Regions from separate parts of the Homo sapiens genome. Here all the other regions are linked to region 1. Evidence: read pairs that join two places in POLR2A ChIA-PET (ENCODE). Cell type or tissue: CD4-positive, alpha-beta T cell. All regions are shown on one strand. Links, peaks and the distances in the headings refer to the core of each region. The heading gives the core; the rest is flanking DNA. Region 1 has its middle 72 kb from the start of NCAPH. Region 2 overlaps LOC105373496 (a long non-coding RNA gene). Region 3 overlaps ARID5A (AT-rich interaction domain 5A).

Evidence for each region. Peaks named below come from ENCODE experiments on the same cell type or tissue, not always from the same donor. Only the 100,000 strongest peaks of a DNase experiment are listed, where the experiment ranks them.
Region 2: POLR2A ChIA-PET joins it to region 1 with 17 read pairs; 15 of 35 experiments call an interaction of 5 or more read pairs at or near these places.
Region 3: POLR2A ChIA-PET joins it to region 1 with 30 read pairs; 9 of 35 experiments call an interaction of 5 or more read pairs at or near these places.

Annotation. Positions count from the first base shown.
Region 1 is chr2:96,404,038-96,410,617 of GRCh38, reverse strand. No RefSeq gene overlaps it. Among named protein-coding and RNA genes, the nearest start is that of NCAPH, 72 kb to the right of the region's middle. In CD4-positive, alpha-beta T cell, for the core only: CTCF peaks have their summits at 2,892 and 3,097 (motif pointing left); a DNase peak (open chromatin) is centred at 3,047; H3K27ac peaks cover 1,418 bases.
Region 2 is chr2:96,524,517-96,531,096 of GRCh38, reverse strand. LOC105373496 (a long non-coding RNA gene) reads left to right here. Exons shown (of 3, transcript NR_135564.1): 2 at 1,248-1,363; 3 at 2,914-3,157. Among named protein-coding and RNA genes, the nearest start is that of ARID5A, 8.9 kb to the left of the region's middle. RefSeq lists enhancers at 1-87, 2,298-2,447, 6,230-6,580 and silencers at 3,308-3,407, 3,558-3,897. In CD4-positive, alpha-beta T cell, for the core only: a CTCF peak has its summit at 3,295 (motif pointing left); DNase peaks (open chromatin) are centred at 2,766 and 3,326; H3K4me3 peaks cover 1,428 bases.
Region 3 is chr2:96,550,644-96,557,223 of GRCh38, reverse strand. ARID5A (AT-rich interaction domain 5A) reads right to left here. Exons shown (of 7, transcript NM_212481.3): 6 at 6,491-6,580; 7 at 4,590-6,125. The coding sequence ends at 4,911. Among named protein-coding and RNA genes, the nearest start is that of ARID5A, 17 kb to the right of the region's middle. RefSeq lists enhancers at 2,890-3,415, 5,209-5,268. In CD4-positive, alpha-beta T cell, for the core only: CTCF peaks have their summits at 2,457 and 2,657 (motif pointing right); DNase peaks (open chromatin) are centred at 2,703, 3,363, 3,613, 3,943 and 3 weaker places; H3K4me3 peaks cover 283 bases.

The DNA of each region.
Region 1 (6,580 bases), core at 732-5,731:
GTGGAGTTCGCAGTGAACCGAGATCACACTCCAGCCTGGCACTCCAGCCTGAGTGAAAGAGCGAGACTCTGTCTCAAAAAAAACAAAAAACAAAACAAAACAAAAAAACCCAAAACAGGCTGATTGCTTAAGTTGATTAAATTCCTATAATCCTTTGAGATCCCCCAACCCCCTCACCCCTGCACCCCACTTGCTTACAGGGTCCTCAGGGAAAGCCTGGGCATTGATTTCACTAACATAGATTTTCTCTCCAGGTGCAACTCTCCCTCACGAAAGGCAGCTTTTCAAAGTCCTTCTTCTGTTTGCAGCCTCTCTGAATAGCCATCTCAAAATAAGCCAAAGAGGTATATTTTGGGGTGAAATATTCTCGTTTCCTTTGGGGGAACACAAACATTCAACCCATAACAGAGACAGTCCCTGTCAATGTCATGTGTTAACAGTCAGGAGGCAGCCCAGGGTGGAGCGGCAGGCTGGAGACCCGGGATTGCTGGGCTGAGATCCGGCTGGGGCATCCCTGAGAGCAGGAGGTGGCTGGACCGCGGGAGGTCAGTGCCTGCCTGGCGGGGAGCCCCAAGGGCACCTGTCTGGGCTAGCCAAGAGGAGAGCATCCGCCCCGGGAGGAGTGCAGGCAGGACTCCCGCTGACAGGGCCTGCTTGGTAGATGCTGGGCAAGTAATTAGAGAAGGGACGATTACCCACCACAGGCTGTTGGCTCTGGATGTAAAAGAAATTGACATGAGGCCAAAAGAGTTTTCCCAGACGAGGCTTCATTAGAGCTTATGCCTGGACATAAGGGAGGCAGCACTAGAGAGGAGAGAGAGAGAGAGAGAGAGAGAGAGAGTGATAGAGAGACAGAGAGAGAGAGTGACGGAGAGACAGAGAGTGAGAGACAGAGAGAGACAGAGACAGAGAAAAAGACAGAAAGACAGAGAAAGAGACAGAAGGACAGAGACAGAGAGAGACAGAAAGACAGTGAGAGAAAGGCAGAGAGAGCGACAGAAAGAGAGAGAGACAGAGAGAGAGAGAGGGAGAGAGAGAGAGAGAATTTCCTGACTGACTCTCCAAAAAGAGCTGGTGGAGATTTTTTTATTAGACAAAGCATAGGAACTAATATCAGGGGTAGGGCGAGCAGGCTGAGCCGGGCAGACCTCATAAGGGGTAGGGTGTGCAGGTCAGCATATTTGATTGCCATGGTTTTCATGGTCAGGATAACCATGACCCATTAATAATAATGGGCCACCTGGTGGTCTGGCTGGTAGCAACAAAGCTTTAAATCAATTGTTCAGAATTCCTTCCTGGGATGCGACACTGTGCAACCTTGGTTATCTCCTCAGGCCAGTTCCTGGAATTTTTTTTTTTCTTTTTTTTGAGACAGGGTCTTGCTGTGTTGCCAGGCTGGAGTACAATGGCACCATCATGACTCACTGCAGACTTGACCTCCCTGGGCTCAAGTGATCCTCCCACCTCAGACTCCTGAGTAGCTGGGACTACACGTGTTTGTCACTATGCTCAGCTAATTTTTGTATTTTTTTGGAGAGACGGGGTTTTGTCATGTTGCCCAAGCAGGTCTAAAACTTACAGACTCAAGCGATCCGCCTGCCTCGCCTCTCAAAATGCTAGGATTACACATGTGAGCCACTGCGCCTGGCCAGAGTTCTTTAAGTAAGCGGCATGGTTAAACATTATGGCATCGTGGGGTAGTGGTGTGGGTTTTGTGATCCGTGGGAATGCTGTAGTGGGGCTGAGCTGAAGCCAAGTCTTATCTCTACTGTCTCAGTACTCTCACTCCAGCTATTACCGAGCAAATGGGCTTGCTGCCTGACTGCACAGAAGCCAACACTGCTGCTCCAGCTTTGAGAAAAGAAAAGCTTCATTGTGAGGCAGACCAGCAAGGAGACAGGAGGCACAGCTCAAACTTCTCTCTCCAATTTGGGGTGTGGGGCACGTTTTAAGGGGTCAGAGGGCAAGGGAAAGTATTTAGGAATGTTGGCTTGGCAGGGTCTGATTGGAGGGCTTCAAATTTAACCATTTGTGGTAAGGTATGTTGAGGCAGATTTTAGCCCCAGATCTTCCAGGCCCATAGACTCCTTCCTTTTGAAAGGGTTCCAGTGTTCAGGTTCTGGTCATGTCCCAGTCCTGTTGGCTCTGCAGGAAGAAATCATTGGTTCCGGTGTTGTTAGAGGTCAAAGCTTTTTCTATTGTGCCTGGACTACATGACTCGCAGTTTTGGCTTGGTTATACCTACAAGGTAACTTGACATTCTCTTATCAACAGAGTAGGCTCAGTTTGGTCTGGTTCTGTGATTACGCCACTCCTTGTATCCTTTCAAATAACCATTTCGGGCCAGGCACAGTGGCTCACATCTGTAATCCCAGCACTTTGGGAGGCCGAGGCAGGAGGATCACTTGAGGTCAGGAGTTTGAGACCAGCCTGGCTAACATACAAAAACTAGCCAGTCAAGGTTGCAGGAGCCTGTAATCCCAGCTACTCAGGAGGCTCAGGCAAGATAATCGTTTGAACCCGAAAGGCGGAGGTTGCAGTGAGCCGAGGTCGCGCCATTGCACTCCAGCCTGGACAATGGAGCAAGACTCTGTCTCAAACAAACAAAAATAAAACAAAACAAAAAAAACCCCACCCATTTCGTTACAGTTTGAGAGAGTCTGAGAGGCTGAAAGGACTGGATCCTTTCTGTGTGGGTGTTGATGTCACAGATTTGACATCATTGTCCCCGGGCCCCTCTGGGGGAGCTGGCCCCTGCAGTCCCTGAGGCTGAGTCTGGGCGTGAAAGGCTTGCTTTTGGCTGGCACACTGGGACCGTTGTTTTCAGCCAACAGATGAAACCCAGCTAGTTGGAAGAGGCCCATTCAACCCCCATGTTTACACATGAGGAGCTGGGGGCCAGGGCGACAGGAAGTGGCTTGCCCATGTCAGTGGAGCTGGTGGCAGAGCATCCGCTTGGCAGAGGATGGCAGCCCACAGCCCCAGGCGATGGAGGCACCCCATTTCCAGTGTGGCTGCTTCGTGCTTGCTGTTGACTTGCAGTTTGGAACCTTGTACTGCGTGCTTCATTCGCAGGACAGAAGCTAAATCTGCGCCCTCTGCCGTCCTCTCAGAGGAAGTGCCTGTATTTGGTGAGAACGGGGGTGAGAGAGGCTCCAAGATGCCCCTTGGCAGAAATTTCCAGTAATTGGCTGGGAGGAGGCTCACCCCACCTGAGCAGGAGCAAGCGGCGGTAGGGAACACAGCGCGCACGAAATAGCAAATTTCACTGATTATTGAGAAGAAAGGAGAGGGGGTGTATTTGGTGAGCTGGAGGTGGTCTCCTCACATATCTGTTAGGATGTTTGCAGCCATGAGCAACAGGAAACCTAATTCCAATGACCTAAACAAGGAGGCTTTGTCATCCCACATCACAGGCAGCCCCAAGGCAAGGCAACTCCGGGTCAGCTACTTTAGTAGCTCAATTTGGTACCATCAAGAATCATAAATCATGGATGGGCACAGAGGCTCGTGCCTGTAATCCCAGCACTCTGGGAGGCTGAAGCGGGAGGATCACTTGAAGCCAGAAGTTGGAGGCCAGCCTGGGCAATATAGTAAGACCCTATCTCTACAAAAAAATGTGTAGAGATGTGGTGGCACATGCCTATACTCCCCCCTACTTGAGAGGCGAGGCAAGAGGATCGCTTAAGGCCAGGAGTTTGAGGCTGCAGTGAGCTATGATTATGGCACTGAAATCCAGCCTGGGTAACCGAGCAAGACCCCCACTCTCTAAAAAAAGAATCATAAATCATAACATCGCTTTGTACTCCAACAATTTATACAATTATAAAATATTGATGTACAACTTTAAAAAAACAGGAGCGAAAAAAGAGTCCTTCCCCCTCAGCCATCCTCAGCATACAGCCTGGCCCCACCTCCCATGCCTGCCAGATGGCAGCTGCAGGCCCACGCAGACTCCCAGCTCTGCGGGGAAGATTCGCTGTGAGTTTTTTTAAGAAACTATCCCCCATCGGCCAGGCGCGGTGGCTCATGCCTGTAATCCCAGCACTTTGGGAGGCCTAGGCGGGCAGATCACAAGGTCAGGAGATCGAGACCATCCTGGCTAACATGGTGAAACCTCGTCTCTACTAAAAACATAAAAAATTAGCCGGGCGTGGTGGCGGGCACCTGTAGTCCCAGCTACTCGGGAGGCTGAGGCAGGAGAATGGCGTGAACCCAGGAGGCAGAGCTTGCAGTGAGCCGAGATCGCGCCACTGCACTCCAGCCTAGGGGACAGAGCGAGACTCCATCTAAAAAAACAAAAAAGAAAAGAAAAGAAAAAAAGAAAAAGAAACTAAGAAACTATCCCCCAGCAAATGTTCCTGTACATCTCATTGGCCAGAGCTGCATCACATGCCCATTTGTAAACCAACAATGGACAAGGGGAATGGGGCCACTGTGACTGGTTCAGTCAATCAGATTGGGCTGAGCTGGAGATGGGACTCTGGTCACCTTCCCTGAGCCTGTGGGCCAGATGGGCAAAGAAGGAAGACAAGGCTGACTGTGGAGAGCCAGCAGTGTTACAACGCCTCCCCACCTGTTTTAGAACCTGCCAAAGTCAGGGTTGGACAAAAGGGTTTCACACCCTGTTTTATTCCCTGTCAAAGCCCACACAGTATCCAGATGCTCCCCTTGTTGAAATGGGGTCTTTGGCAGTCCAGCCTCCTGGGTCTCGGTGGGCAGGGTGTCGGGAAGACACGGCCTCTACTGGGGTGTCTGGTGACTGTTCCAGCAGGAGGGGATGGAGGGGCACCCTAACTCTATTTCAGAGCCCTTCTAGGCCTGAGATTGTGGCCCGGATGGCCTCTTACAAAAGGAAACCTGCCTTCAACTCCTTCCAGCAAAATCTCCAGGAATTTAAACAGAGGGAGGGTCTTAAGCTACAGGTGGAATTCCTCCCTGGATGGAGAAGGAGGCACATCCTCCAAAGCAGGATTCCCATCAGAGGCACTGAAGGCACAGAATTCACATTGCTAACCACAACAGTGGCCAGAGCAACACTGACACCTTTTATTCTGGCAAAAAATAAAAATGAAAAGAGGGTGAGAAATTGCTATGTGGACTCAGTTTTCCTGCTGTGGTTGTGAGGGATGAGATGGGGATTAAATTAGATGAAGAATCTTTTGTTTTAAAAATGTATCTTAACATTTTCTTTTTAATTATACAAATAAGAGATTCTTATTAAGCTCTTCTCCCATCTTATTAAACCCATCCAGGTCCCCCTCAAAGGGATCCAGTCTTCCAGACTTTTGCTATATATTTCCTTCTTTTTTTTAAGACCAGGTCTCACTTTGTTACCCAGGCTGGAGTATAGTCGTGCGATCTCAGCTCACTGCAACCTCCTGGGCTCACACAATCCTCCCATTGGATCGGCTGCTGCCAAGATGCCAGCTACAGAGGGGAGGTGTGGCCAGGGCTACACACTCCATGGAGCCAGCTGGAACCAGGGACAAGCGGGAGCCCCACCCCTTCCGAGTTAGCAGAGTGGAAGCTCCCTGGGCACAACGGCAGCTGCCTAAGTCTCAGCTGTGGACCCGGGCCTCCCTGTGCTCCAGGGGGCTGGGAGCAGTCAGGAGTCCCACACTCCTGGGTGCAGGTGCAGCTGCCCAAGCTGTGGTTGTCGACCTGGGCATCTCTGCACTCTTGGGGGCCCAGGAAACCCTCACTGTTCCTGCAGGCTCACAGGTGTCTGCTCCCACTGCCTGGCCTCTCCCTGCTCCCAGTGCCTGCTCTGATCTCAGAACAAGGTTGGGGTCAAGCTTGGGTGCTATCGCAGCCTGGCCAGGTGTGCGCATGCTTGGGGCAGTGCTGAAACACCTCCCCCCTGCTGCCTCAGCCCCCTCTGGACTTTGAGTGCTGATGAGCAGGGGAGGGAGGCTGAGGGGGCACTGAGGGCAGCTTGGTGCTGGCCTGTAGGTGCCCCTTGGCACAAACAGCATGGGCGCCATAGAAAGCAATAGGAAACAGACAGACTCTGGGGCGGAAAGGGGTGGGTCCCCAGTGAAGCCTCACCTTTAGGCTGGGGAAGGCCTGAAGCCTGAGGGCCAGGCTGCCAGCCCCAAGGAGAGGAGGGGGAACTGGTGGCACCTTTTCCTGGGCCTGCCCATGCCGCCCATGGACCAATCAGCATGCACTTCCCCCCCTCTGAGGCTCACAAAAAGCCCTGGACTCAGCCATATTTTGGGAGATGACAGGACAACCTGCCTGCAGAGAAGAGTTACCCACTCCAAATCCTCCTCTCTATTGAGAGCTACAGAGAAGATGAAACAACCTCCCTGCAGAGGGGAGCTACCCAACCTAGGGTCTCCTCTCTGCTGAGAGCTGAACACTTGACAGGACAATCTGCCTGTGGAGAGGAGCTACCCACTTCCCTGCTACTCATTCTGTTGCTCAGTAAAGCTCCTCTTTGCCTTGTTCACCCTCCACTTGTCTGTTTTCCTCATTCTTCCTCGGCACAGGACAAAAACTTGGGACCTGCTGAATGGTGGGGCTGAAAGAGCTGTAACACAAATGGGACTGAAACACACCCCTCGCTTACCAC
Region 2 (6,580 bases), core at 460-5,459, 120 kb before region 1:
TTCTCAGCCAGTCCAGAGAACAGAAACCTCCCCGGCTCTGGAGTCAGGTGGACTGGTTTGCAATCCGGGTACCCTCCCTTGCAGGTAGTATGACCTGGGATGGGTTATTCACTGTCTCCAACCCTTAGTTTTCCCGTGTGAAATGGCGTTAGCAATACCTAGCTTGCAAGATTACTGTGAGGGTGAGAAATAACATAAGCCTTCAACAACTGGTCATTCTATTGTGGCAGCTACCTGAGAACAGCCTCCTTCGCCGGTGGCATCAGAACTTCTGCAGGGTGGATTCTGCACTCTTCAGGCCTTGCCCTGATGACCTGGGGCTGGGCCCTGAGACCCCACTCCCGATCGGGCTTTCCAGGTCTTTGGGTAGCAGCTGCAAAGCCCTCCCGAGGTTCCTGGTGGGGTCCTAGGCTCTGGCCAGGATGCGGGCATGAAGGGAGGAATTATGGGGGAAGTCAGTGACTCATCTCCAATCTGAGTAGGCCCCACTAACCCCTTCAATACTGGAAGCCCAGGCTTTTGGGGGAGGGACTGCTCTAATTCCTCCTCCCCAGATGAACTCATGGGACTTTGCGAATATGAAAACTAAAGCTTTCAGCCTTGCAATGGCCTGGGGTCAGCTGGCTCCAAGAACCCAGATCCCCCAGAGGTTTCATACTCTTGCTGTGGCTCCCCCACACTGCAGCCCCGACCTGAAGCCCAGGCCCCTGCTTTCATCATCGTGGTATCATCCACCAGGCACCTGCCACAGGCAGGGCTACCCTCCCTGCCTGACATCCCAACTACCTTTGTTGGAAACAGTACCTGGCAGGGAGAACCCAAGGTGAACCCAGGTATACGTGGTTCTGTCTACACCCCAAGAGCTCTCTCATTCTCCCCGCACCTGCTGTGCATCCTTTCTGCTGCTGCACGCCCAGATGTGAGTGTGCAAAGCTGTGTACACACGCCTGTGCATCTATGCATGGGTCTTGCCTGCCAGGAGCCCACAGCTCACACATAGGATCACACAAACATATGTATACACTAACTCACCAGAGAGCCTACAAGAAGCCCCTGAAGCTTTTTCTTCCCCACATCTGGGGCACCCTGGCCTGCCCTGGACTCCTAGAAGAGGACACAGGGTTGTCCAGCCCCCCTCCCTCACCCCAGCTGCCCACCTATGCCATGGTGTCTTCAGCCATGGGGCCTGCCTGAGGGATTCTGCTCTGTTAAAACTGCCTTCGCTCTCTCTGCCTTGGCCTCAGCAGGCTCTTCCAGACCTTCCTGAGTGGTAGTGGCCACGGCTGAAGACAGAGGGCTGCGTGGAGGCTGAAGGCAGAGGGCTGGGCCTTGGGCCTGGGTAAAGACAGCTCTGGACATGGAGGTAGGTTGGCATCCCCCCTCTCTGGCACATACGGCAATATAGCCACACTGGGAGGGCTTTGCCCCAGTGCCTGGTGCTGTTTCTGGAGCTGTGTGTGTGCATGGGCTATACCCTCTGGCCTGGAGGAACCTTCCCGGGCTTGGCAGTTCCCACTGTATTTACCTAGTGAGCTTCTGCTCATCCTTCAAGGGCCCACCTGAGGCAGATACCCAGGGGTCTCAACACACACCTCCAGCAGGGCATGTGCCACATCGTGCTCCTGTGGTCAGCCCCATGCCATTGTGTGACTGGCCAGCAGCTCCCGAGCCTCTCGTCTCCAGCTAGGAGTGGTCTTTACTATCTGCCCACACTACGCTGCTGAAAGGGCCGCAGAACCCCGGCCACTGCTCCTCCAGAAGAGGAAACTGAGGGTCTAAGTGGGAAGGGACTTATCCAAGGTCTCACAGTCGCTTCAAAAGATCTCACAGTTGGTAAAGGAATTGGGAAGGAAGAGGAGGAAGTGAGAGGCCACTGAGGGCAGGTGCACAGTAGGTGCTCAATGAAGATCCACAGAAGGAGAATGAAGGGCACGGAGGAGAGGGAGGAGGAAGAGGCCATGCACCCACCTCCACCCCTATCCCACATCTCCCTCCATCACCAGGCAACATCTGCCCTTTCTTCCCCAGGGGTTAGCGCTTCCTAGTTGTCAAGGGCAGCACATTCTAGATGCTGGGGACTTGACCTCACATGCGGCCCTTCTTGCTGGAGTTTCGCTGGAGTCACACCCTCCCTATGGCTGCAGGCTGGCTGCTCAGGCCACAGCCCCTTTCCTGGTTATCTGTGTTGCTGCTGAATCCTGGCCAGGGGTAGTGAACACAGCCCAGGTCTTGGACTCCAGGACAGCGCCCCCTCAGCTCCCCAAGGAGCTCAGAGGTCCCAAGCCCCTGGCCAGCTTGTCTCAGCTGGAGGGAGGTTCTGGGCATCCTGTAGCTGGACTCTGGGGACTCTGAGGCCTGCCTTGGCTGAGAATCTGTCTTGGCACAGATTCTGTGCCAAAGCGATGGGCAAATTTTTCTCCACAGGAAACCCAAGTACCCCAGTGCAGTTGAACTCTCCGTGCTGTCTCCTATCTATGAAACCGGCTGGCAGGCACAATAACAGCCCTCACGCCTCCGGGTGCAGTTACGGGCATTGGATGAGCTATTTCTTATAAAGGGCTTAGAACTGTGCCCGCTGGCGGGAGGAAGTGCTCCATAAACATTAGCTGGTTTCCACAGCCCTGGGTGAAACAGAAGGCACGGGGTGGGCCCAGGCTGGGGGAGTGGGGACAGGAAACCTGACTTCCAGCTCCAGCCCCAGCTCAGCAGATAGGCCATTTGGTTCTGCAAGGCCCCCACCCCCTTGCCTTCCCTCCTTCTGTACGTGTGTGTCATATTTTGTTGGCTTTGGGGCTTTCTTTTCTTTCTTTCTTTTCTTTTTTTTTTTAAATAAACAAGGGCTGCATGAAACCCCTAATATTCTGGGTAAGTGTTGAAACAGCTCAGAAATCCCCTCCTCCCCTTGTGACTCAGTGGCAGGAGCGATAAGCAGAACTACTGGTGACACTGTGGGAGAGAAATTCTGCAAAATAACAGCTGGGCAGCCCGGGACCCCAGGGAGTTGAAATGGGACCTCGGAGACATCAGGATGTCCTGGAGAGGCACCAAGGCCAGAGGTCCCCCAGGGACCGTGGAGGGGGCATTAAGCCCTGAAAACAGATCATGATGCCCATCCCCCCAGCACAATTAGAAATAAAAACAACCCGGGACAGTTAAATTAGTGTAAGGAAGTCCCTCAAGAGTTTTACTTTTCCCGTAACGGCGATTTTCGATGCTCCTTCGGAAACATCAGATTCTTTCCAAGCGTTATTCTTTTTCTATTTTGGTGCCCGAAGTACTAGCGTGGTGGACCAAGCCCCTACACCAGCCGTGAGCGACCCCTGCGGGCTGCCTGGCCCCTGTGGGCACTGGCTCCGGGGATGCGGCAGGGGGCGGAGGGGGCGACACCGGGCTTGGGGGGCGGGCAGCGGAGGGAGGACTGGGGGTGGGGAGGGGGGAGGGCGGGGAGGGCGCCCAGCGGCGCGGCCGCGCCCCCCACCCCACCCCATTCCACCCCCACCGAGGACCGCGCTGGGGTTTCAGAAAGCGCTTTTCTGGCCCTGCCGCCGGATCTGACTCAAAAAGGGGAGCTGGCTCAAACCGAAAGAATAATTCGGTTAGCCAAAGCGCCGATATTTCCCTGGGGCCCAAATGGCTGCCAGGCAGGGGGCTCCAGGGCCGCAGCCTCGCCGGCCCCTCGGGCCCCGCCGAAAGCCCCGGGCCCCATCCATCTTCGCCACCGAAAGGGGCAGGAAGAGCAGCTGAGAGGAGGGCGCCTCCTCCAGCCCCGCAGGCTCTGCTGCCGGACCGTCGTGTCCCTCCCGAGGCCTTCCCCTGCCTGTCCCAGCGGGCCCTGCTCTCTCGGGTTCTCAGGACGTTGGGCAGACCCCTTAGGCCTCTTTTCTAGCAGCACGCACATTCCTGCACACCTCCGCATGTGAAGTTTTTCTGGAAGTATCATGTGGACACTTTTGGAGGCCTACACCCACTCTTAGAGGTGTCTGGCGTCCCATTGCAGGGGCGTTCCGTCTTTTGAAGTTGAAGAATTGTCTTGGACCATACGTAAAATACACTAACACTACCGACAGCCGGTGAGCTAAAAGAAAAAATCGCGAAAATACCTCAGTGTTCTAAGAAAGCTTTATGAATTTGGGCCGCATTCAAAACCTTCCTCAGTCACATGCCGCCCTTGGGCCACGCGTTGGACAAGCTTGCATCCTAGAGACCAATGCGAAATTAACTCGAAAAGAAAGAACCGCTCGGGCCGATTCAACACCCCTGTCACCTATCCTCACCCACGATTTCACTCCCAGGCCCCTTGGCCTGGCGGCGCTTGCCCTTTGGCCAGCGTCCTAGAGGTCACAGTGAGGCCCAAATGAACGGGGTTTTACCGAACCGACATGCCCAGGAGAGAAACATGGATCTATACAGAGAGGCTAATCATTTGTTTCAAGCTGAATTGCCAGGGTGGAGTGGGTGGGGTGGGCCCAGGGGCTCCCCTCCGCTCCCCCCGCAACCCCTGTGTCCAGTCTGAGGTGCCTGTATGCATTCTCTTCAGGTCCCCACCTTCAGTCTGAAGCAGGGAGCCGGGCTTTGCAGGTGCAGAAGCTCTCTGGCTCTGGGAGCCTGCTGGACTCAAGTTCATTCTGACCTCAGGACAGGTGTGGGCAGGAGATGCTGACGGCTGGTTTTCCTGGGCCGCCCAGAACACCTGGCCTCTCAGCTGTCTCAGCACAAAATTCGCCCTGTAAGCAGGACCCTCCTGAGCTCCCAGAAGGGCCAGGCACATAGCTGCTGTCACCGGTAACAGTCCTGCAGACAGCGAGACGGCTGTGACACAGTGCTGCACACAAAGCCTGGCTGCTGCCCGCCATATGCAAGGACAGGCACCAAACACAGCCTAGGTCAGGGACCTGCGGGGTCAGCTGAGCGTGTGAGGAGGACTCAGGTGCCTGCAATCCCTGCCTCCCTGCCACAGCGTGATGCTACAGGGTGGCCCGGCAGGACTGGGTCATTACAGCTCCTGACCTACCAGAGGACCTAGTGTCACCCCCCACTCAGTTGTCACATTGCTGGGGAGTCTGAAGAGGGGGAAGGCACCAGGGTGGTCCCAGCCATGCTGGGACTTGGAGCAGTCCCTAGTACTGACACTGAAGTATGTCAATATCACAATAAGTGGCTTAGAGGGGGTGGCATTGACTGTTAATCCCAAGGGATGAAGGGAATACCTCGCTCCTGGAAGAAAGCTGGGAGCATCTCTCTGTTTTTTTTTTTTTTTTTTTTTTGAGACAGGGTCAGTCTGAAGTGCAGTGGTGCAATCTCAGCTCACTGCAGCCTTGGACTCCTAGGCTTAGGTGATTCTCGCACTTCAGCCTCCCAGGCAGCCACGACCATAGGCATGCACCACCATGCCTGTCTAATCTTTTAAAAAATTTTATGGAGGTGGGATCTTGCTATGTTGCCCAGACTGGTCTTGAACTCCTGGGCTCAAGTGATCCACCCACTTTGGCCTCCCAAAGTGCTGGGATTATAGGCGTGAGCCACTGCACCAGGCTACATCTCCATTTTAAGATGCTGAGTGGGCACTTGGAGGAAGGACAAGAAGCAGAGTGGGTCCTGCTATATTGTGTACATTCTGGAAGTCCTCACTGCCCTGGTACCCAGACTTAGGTCTGTCACTCAGGAGTGGCAAGGGCTGCCCTAGGTCTGGCCCAGAAGTCCTCTGAGCTCCTGCTTAGAGTGCCATAGTGCCATGCCAGTGGTATGGAGGGGCTTGAGCACACTCGGGCTTATGCACACATGTGTCCCGTGGACTGTCTGGGTGCGTCTCCATGTGGGAGAGCATTCTGCCTTCTTGCATGGCAGCAAAGCTTTCGTAGGAACTCTAACCCTGTTGAAGGGAAGTAGGGAAATGAGGAGTGTCTGAGACACCAGGCTGCCTGCTCAGTCTTTCAGAGGTAGGAGAGAAGCCTGCAGAGGTCTCAGGGCTCACTTCCGCTTCCCATGAAGGCTCCCACCTGGGATCCCCAAGGTCCAAGAGCCCTCTGGAGGGAGGACCTCTCCTAAAGGGCGGCAGCCTGGGATCATCAACCAGTCCATGAAATTTCCCTCCGAGCCCTTTACAGTTCACTGTGCCCTGATTTTACAGATGGGAAAACCAAGGCCCAGAGAGGGAAAGTGGTGTGCTCAAAGCCACACTGTGGATCAGGGGCGGGGCACGGTCTGGTGCCTGCCAGCGTCCTGCGTTTCTTCCCACACTGCAGTCAGGAGAGGGAGGTGGCCGGGCAACCCTGGATCTGCTGCCCTCGGGCAGTTAGGGGTGGGGAGGGAACTCCAATGGATGCTGTGCCCCTAGCAGCAGTGGCTGCTTCACATCCCGTCCTTGGCCAGTTGTTTTGAACAAGGTATGTTTTGCTAACTTTTTACCTGGGGATCTCCAAGCATGCGATGAATTCGGAGAATATGGTTGCTGGTTTCTGCACATTTTTTTCCCCTGTAGTCTGGCCTGTTTATCACGAGCTCTGCTAATCAGAATATTCAAGTGCATGCACATACACAGGCATACACGATGTGCAGGACGTTCTGGGGAATTTACTTTTCT
Region 3 (6,580 bases), core at 562-5,561, 150 kb before region 1:
TACATCAGACAGACCATCATCAGGCACGATTAGATCATCATGCATGTAGACAGAGATGGCAACTAAGTGGCTGGTGAGCCTCCGCACCGCTGCCTGTGGCCTTGGCAGACATTACTAATCAATTGCATCACTGTCACACTGAGTCAGCCCCAAGCTGCAGACAGCCACCATCAGTCAAAGTTGATACCTGGGGGGAAGTGACTTGCCATACTTGACTCAGATGCTGACAGGATCCAAAGTTCAGTGTGACTGTGAGTCAGAAGCCAGGCGGGAGAGCGGGAATGTTAAAAAGCAGTGAGGTAAAGGGCAGGGCACGGGGCGGTCAGGCTGGTAGAGCAGAACTGCTGGTGGGGAAGGAGGTGATGATCCACATTCATCAGAACTTTAGTTTACAGAGCACTTTCACTAAATGCCCACCACTCTTGAGGTAGGAGTGACTCATTTCCATATCACAGGTGAGGGAATGGAGGCCAAGAGAAGGGTATGCACCTGGCGTCACCCAGCACAGCAGCTACTGTCTTGGTCTACGGAAGACACACCTCCTCTGAGGTAACAGCCTCAGAGGTTACCGGGTAAGCAGAGGCCTCAGATAAGATTCTCCCCTCACAATGCATCCTGAAGCGGGACCCCAGGGAGAGAAGGCAGTTGGAGCTGAGTCGGCAGTGCGTGCTGTTAGGTGATTGACCCCTGGCTGGGGGCGGGGGGAGCCCTGATGTGTAGCACGTGCTGATTTCTTTCTTTTCTTTCTTCCTTTTTTTTTTTTGACAGTCTCACTCTGTCGCCCAGGCTGGAGTGCATGGCACGATCTTGGCTCACTGCAACCTCTGCCTCCCAGGTTCAAGTGATTCTCCTGCCTCAGCCTCCGGAGTAGCTGGGATTACAGGCGCCTGCCACCACGCCCGGCTAATTTTTGTATTTTTAGTAGAGACGGGGTTTCACCATGTTGGCCAGGCTGGTCTTGAACTCCTGACCTCAGGTGATCTGCCTGCCTCGGCCTCCCAAAGTGCTGGGATTACAGGCGTGAGACATAGCGCCTGGCCAAAAATTCTGGTTTTTAAAGAGAAGCCTGATACCCACATTTTTATGTGAAATCTGATTTTTAAATTCTGGCAACTATTTAAAAACATTTAGCTGGCTGCCGTGACATGCACCTGTAGTCCCAGCTGCTTGGGAGGCTGAGGTGGGAGGACTGCTTGAGTCCAGGAGTTTGGGTGCTGCAATGCATGATGGTCTTGCCTGTGAATAGCCACAGCACCACTCCAGCCTGGGTGACACTGCAAGACCCCATCTCTTAAAAAAAAAAATTAAACACATCTCAGGCCACTGTCAGCAGCCTCTGTTGTTTGTTTTTTTGAGACAGAGTTTCACTCTTGTAGCCCAGGCTGGAGTGCAATGGCACAATCTCAGCTCACTGCAACCTCCGCCTCCTGGGTTCAAGTGATTCTCCTGCCTCAGCCTCCCTGGTAGCAGGAACTACAGGTGCATGCCATCACGCCCGGCTGATTTTTGTATTTTTAGTTGAGATGGGGTTTTGCCATGTTAGCCAGGCTGGTGTCGAATTCCTGACCTCAGGTGATCTGCCTGTTTTGGCCTCCCAAAGTTCTAGGATTACAGGCATGAGCCATCGCACCTGGCCCACCCTCTGGTTTTGAGGGTAAACCTTTGCTGAGTGGTGGAGGTCTCTCACTTCCCTGCCTGGGCTCCCAGTTGCCCCTCTGCTTCCTCCCCTGCCAGCCCATGGCTGTGCCCACCCTGAGACCACTCCCTCAGCTCCCTCCAGTGCAGGTCGCTTCTCCACGCTGTCCCGAGGTGGGGGTTGCTGCCAGCCCATGTTGCTGCCCCTGCATCGTGGCCTTGCTGTGGACCCCGAGCCCCTCCTCCCCACTTCTTGCCTGACCTTGGCACAAAGGCGGTGACTCCAAGGATTCCCACGCCCCAGCCCCTTCGTTCCTTGGCCTGCTCTCCTCCACTCACTCCCACGAGTGCACCCAGGTACAGGGAACGTCAGCCATGCCTCTTATCCCCAGGCCACCTCCTTGAGTCCTGCGGTTCTCGGAGCCCCACTGCGCTGCATCAGTCCCGCCAACCGTCCTTGGCTCCCCGCACCCAGCCTGGACTCCAGGCCTTCCACTGGCCTGGCTCCCTGCACTCGCCTCAGCTCCCTGTCCCGCTCTGCTGTGCCAGACTGTCCCGGCCCAGTGCCTCCTCGGTGGAACCTGACTCTCCCCTACTCCGAATCGTCACACAGCTTGTGGCCTGGTCCCGCCGAAACCCAAAACCCGTGCCACCAACCTCAGGTGGAACCTAGTGCTTCCCAGAGGCCCCAGGGCATGGCGGTGCTCCCGTCTGAGATCACTCATTCTCGTCCCCTCCTCCCCTCAACCTCAGGTCTCCAGCCCTGGTACTTGTCCTCAGTCTCTGCTCACTGAGGAATCAGAGGCACTGACGGGACCCCACCATTCAGGCGGGTTGTGAGCCAGGACGCTACCCTCCGAGAATCGGGTACAGCTAGTACCGGGCTGTGGGGCACTGGGCCCAGAGGGTGCCCTGGAAGCATGACTACATCCGGCTCTAGCATCTGTGCCAAAGCAGGGTCCCCTGCGTCCTGCCCAGGGCGCCCACCTGCCCAGGACAGACGTCCCACGGGAAGTGCATTCTTCAGATCGGCCTCCAGAGGGCGCCGTGATCGCAGCGCTGAGCTGCCTGCCCTCAAGTCCTGCTGACGGGCCGCCTGCCCATCTTTGTGCCAGGGCCAGGCCAATGTTGCTTCGTAGATGAAGGGCACCCTGCCCCATGCTGGGCAGGACCCTGCACACAACAGGGTCACCTCCCCTTTTATCCAGGCAGGGGATCCGACCCCAGTGATCTGTGGCCCAGCACCCAGGGCCTGGAGGGTGGGCAGAACTCAGCTCCTCCCTTCTTTTTTTTTTGAGACCGAGTTTTGCTCGTTGCCCAGGCTGGAGTGCAGTGGCGCAGTCTCGGCTCGCTGCAACCTCTGCCTCCCGAGTTCAAGTGATTCTCCTGCCTCAGACTCCCAAGTACCTGGGATTACAGGTGCCCGCCACCATGCCTGGCTAATTTTTGTAGTTTTTGTACAGATGGAGTTTCACCATCTTGGCCAGGCTGGTCACAAACTCCTGACCTCAGGTGATCCACCCCCCTTGGCCTCCCAAAATGCTGGGATTACAGGTGTTAGCCACTGCACCCAGCCCCTCCCCGTTCTTTATCATCCACTGAGCCTCCACAGCTCGGAGAGATGGACTGCACACGGGCGCATGTGGCAGTGCGGAGCTCAGGGCTGGTCACTCCAGGTGCTCAGGCTGACATCTTGGCATCTCTCAGAAGGAAAGAGGTGGAAGGTTGGGAGATGCCCCTGCAGAGCCTGAGTGCTCTCAACAGCAGGGAGCACCACTCTTTGCCCCTCCACCCGTCACAGGCCTCGCTTGGAAGGTGCCTGAGCTCTCCTCCACAGGCTGCTCCTGAAGGAGGTGGCCAGGGGCAGGGGCTGGATAGGGTGCCCTTTTGGCCTGGCCACCCACTCCCTGGTGCCAGGCATGCTGCACGTTCCCTGGTCTGGGTTCTGTCATCGTGGATGGTAGCCTTGGGCAAGCAAGACCCTGCCCATCCCCGGCCTTGGCCTCTCTACCTGCAACCTATGGGGGCCCTTCCCATGGCCGGAGTTCATGAGCATCCCAGCCCCAGCGGCCAGGGTAAGTTCCAGTGGTGCGTGTCACCCACTGACCTGCTCACACCTGTAGCCCCGACATCTGCCCTCTGCTTGGCCAGCAGTAGCCCCACTTTTCCAGGACTACATGTGAAGCTGTTTGGGTGCAGGCTGCTTGTGGAGGGAGGGGACAGTGCCTCTGAAAAGAACCCACCCTCCCTCCTCCTGAGCCAAGGCCCTGCTCCCATCCGGCCTGCAGGAAGCAGGGCGTCAAGCCGCAGGGATTCTAATATGAGCCCTGGGGCAACCACATCTGAAACTGCAGGGGCTTGTTACCGATGCAGACACCCAGGCCCAGACCAGTGGATTTGCTCCCCTTTCCCTCCAGGCACCTCCGGTGATTTCAATCCAGTGGTCATTCTGGTCTGTCCATGCGGTTCAGGCAAGTGGGGTGGGGCTGCAGAGAGGGCTCAGCTGCAGGCCCCAGAAATCTACATCCACCACCAACGCAGACCAACTCAGGCTTCCTGGTCACACCCCCAACCCCCCAGGGGCACTGGTAACAGCCTGGGGTCCCGCTCAGAGCACGGGAGTCACACAGCCTGTGCAGCCCTCCCCTGCCCCTCCTGCCAGGGGAACCTGGGCAAGTCACCGACCCTCCCAGGACCTCCAATCCCCATCTCCACAATGAGGAAGGCAGCAAGCATTCCCTGAAGCTCAACTAGGAAACTGGACTGAAGGCAAGGACAGATGTTAGAGGCTGCCTAAACGGCAGAGGCTGGGGTTTGCTTTGGGCCCGCTCTTCAGTGGGGTAGTGGCGTTCAGGTCCACCTCCTTGGCCCCCTAATGGCAGCCCCACCCACAAGCTCACCCCCGCCTTGCCTGCCGTTGCAAAGGCCCATACCACACACACCTCAGGGCTACGTGGATTCACACTGGTGTCTTTTTATTGGATTTTCCGTGGGCAACCTGGGTGCTTCGAGCTCCGCTCTGGGGCAGTGGGAGCTGCCCATCCTCTCCCAGCGCCTTATAACAACTGGGTCCTCTGCTCCTGGGCTCAGGCTGCTGCCTTGAGATAAACCCAGTTTTCCCACTGCCTTCTTCTTCACTTGTGCCAGGCTGCCCAGCCAGGGGCATGGCCCGGGTGTCCTGGGTAGCAGGCACTAGTTCAGAGCCCCCTGGCAGCAGTACCTGCCTGTTGTAGGCCCCTGTCGACTCCACAGTGTACACAACACCATGGGCTGGCCTACAGCTTGGTGTTGAGGTGGAAGAAGTGGGGCGCTGCATAGGTTGTGACTGGTGGTGCGTGCCAGGCAGATGAGGCCGGGCAAAGTCTGTGGCGGAGGGCACTGTCGAAGGACGTTGGGGGGAAGTGCATCAGGCCAGCGGCCATGGGCGAGGGGCCTGCGGTGGCCAGGAAGTGGGCCGGGAAGGCCGGGATGACCAGGGGGCTGAAGGGGAGTGCAGCCTGGCCCTTCAAGGGGCCCGGGGTGCCAGTGAAGTTCAGCGGGCAGTGCAGCATGGTGCCCCTGTAGGCCTCTGGGGGCACAGGCCCCAGGGCTGGGCCCAGAAGGCAGGAGACCAGGCCGGACCCTGCAGGTTTGGCCCCACACTTCTTGGCATCCGCCTCCTTAAGAAAGGGAGACACGGCCCGCAGTCTCTTCCCACTGTGGGCAGCACCCTCTTCCTCCAGGCTGCGCTTGCTGCCCAGGCCTGGGCTACTGGGGAAGGTGGGCGGGAGCGTGGGGCTCTCGGCTGGGACCTTGGCCATGGGGGACACCCAGCAGGCTTTGGGCTTGGGGTAGAGGATGCCCTTTCTGGAGCCACCTTTATGGAACGCAGAAGGGCGGTTAGCGTCTCCGCCCCACACCAGCTGGGGCTCTTTCACTGACAGCCCCTCTTTGCCAGGAGGCCCCAATAGCACCCCATCTTTAAGTCTAGAGAAGAAGTCCCTGGGGTGCTGGCTGACAGGCTTCAGCACCTCGGTGGGGTGGGTGTAGAAGCAGCCCTTGAAGATGGGGGCTGCCGGGCAGGGGCCTGCCTGCGCCTCCTCTCTGAGGCTGCCACCTGGGGCCTGCAATCCCTCCTGAGGGGTCAGCCGGTGCCTGGAGTTCTCAGTCAGCCCTTTGGGGCTCTGGGGACTCTCTGGGAGGTGAACAGCTGGGGACGCCTGGGGCTCTGCCCCATGGCGGCAGCCCTCCTCCTGGCACTGCAAGGCCTCCACCTTGCTCACCTGGGCCAGGAGCTTCTTTTTGGCCAGTGGTGACATGATGCCGTGTGTCCCCTTGCAGTAGAAGCTGGATAGGAGCCGCTTGTAGGCCTCAGGACAGCCGCTGGCACCCACAAAGGACACAGAAGACCCAGAGGCCAGGCCCTGCTGTTCTGTGCTGTTCCTGGGGGGCTCCTGGCTGGGAAGTGGTGCTGGGTCAGCAGCATCTGCTTTGGTCTTTCCTGGCATCATCTGGAATGAGAGAAAGTCTTGCCTCAGGACTGCCTCAGCCCCACATCCTGACCTGAGGAGCAAGAGGTGGCACTTTCAGGCCTGCCCAGGTCCCCCGCCAGCCCCTGCAGTCCTCTGTACAGAATTTTCCAAAGGTGCCCTGTCCTCTGAGTGGACACAGCCTCAGGTGCCTGGTGGGTGGGCGCAGGCTGGAGTTCAGAGTCCACTTGCACAACCATCTGTGGAGAACCTGGAACCTTGCAAGTCCCGCCCTGGGTGCAGGTTCTGTGTATTCTGAGCAGACAGCTCCGCGGCCACAGGGAGTTGTGGGGTAGGGGGCTACAAGAGGCAAGGGACAGGGTGGCCCCAGCCAGCCGCAGGCCTACCTGGTCCATGCGCCGCTCCTCCTTGGCCTTCTTCGGCCTCTCGGTGGCCCCATCATCCCCCCTGTTCTCCTTAGCCATCTTGTACTGTTT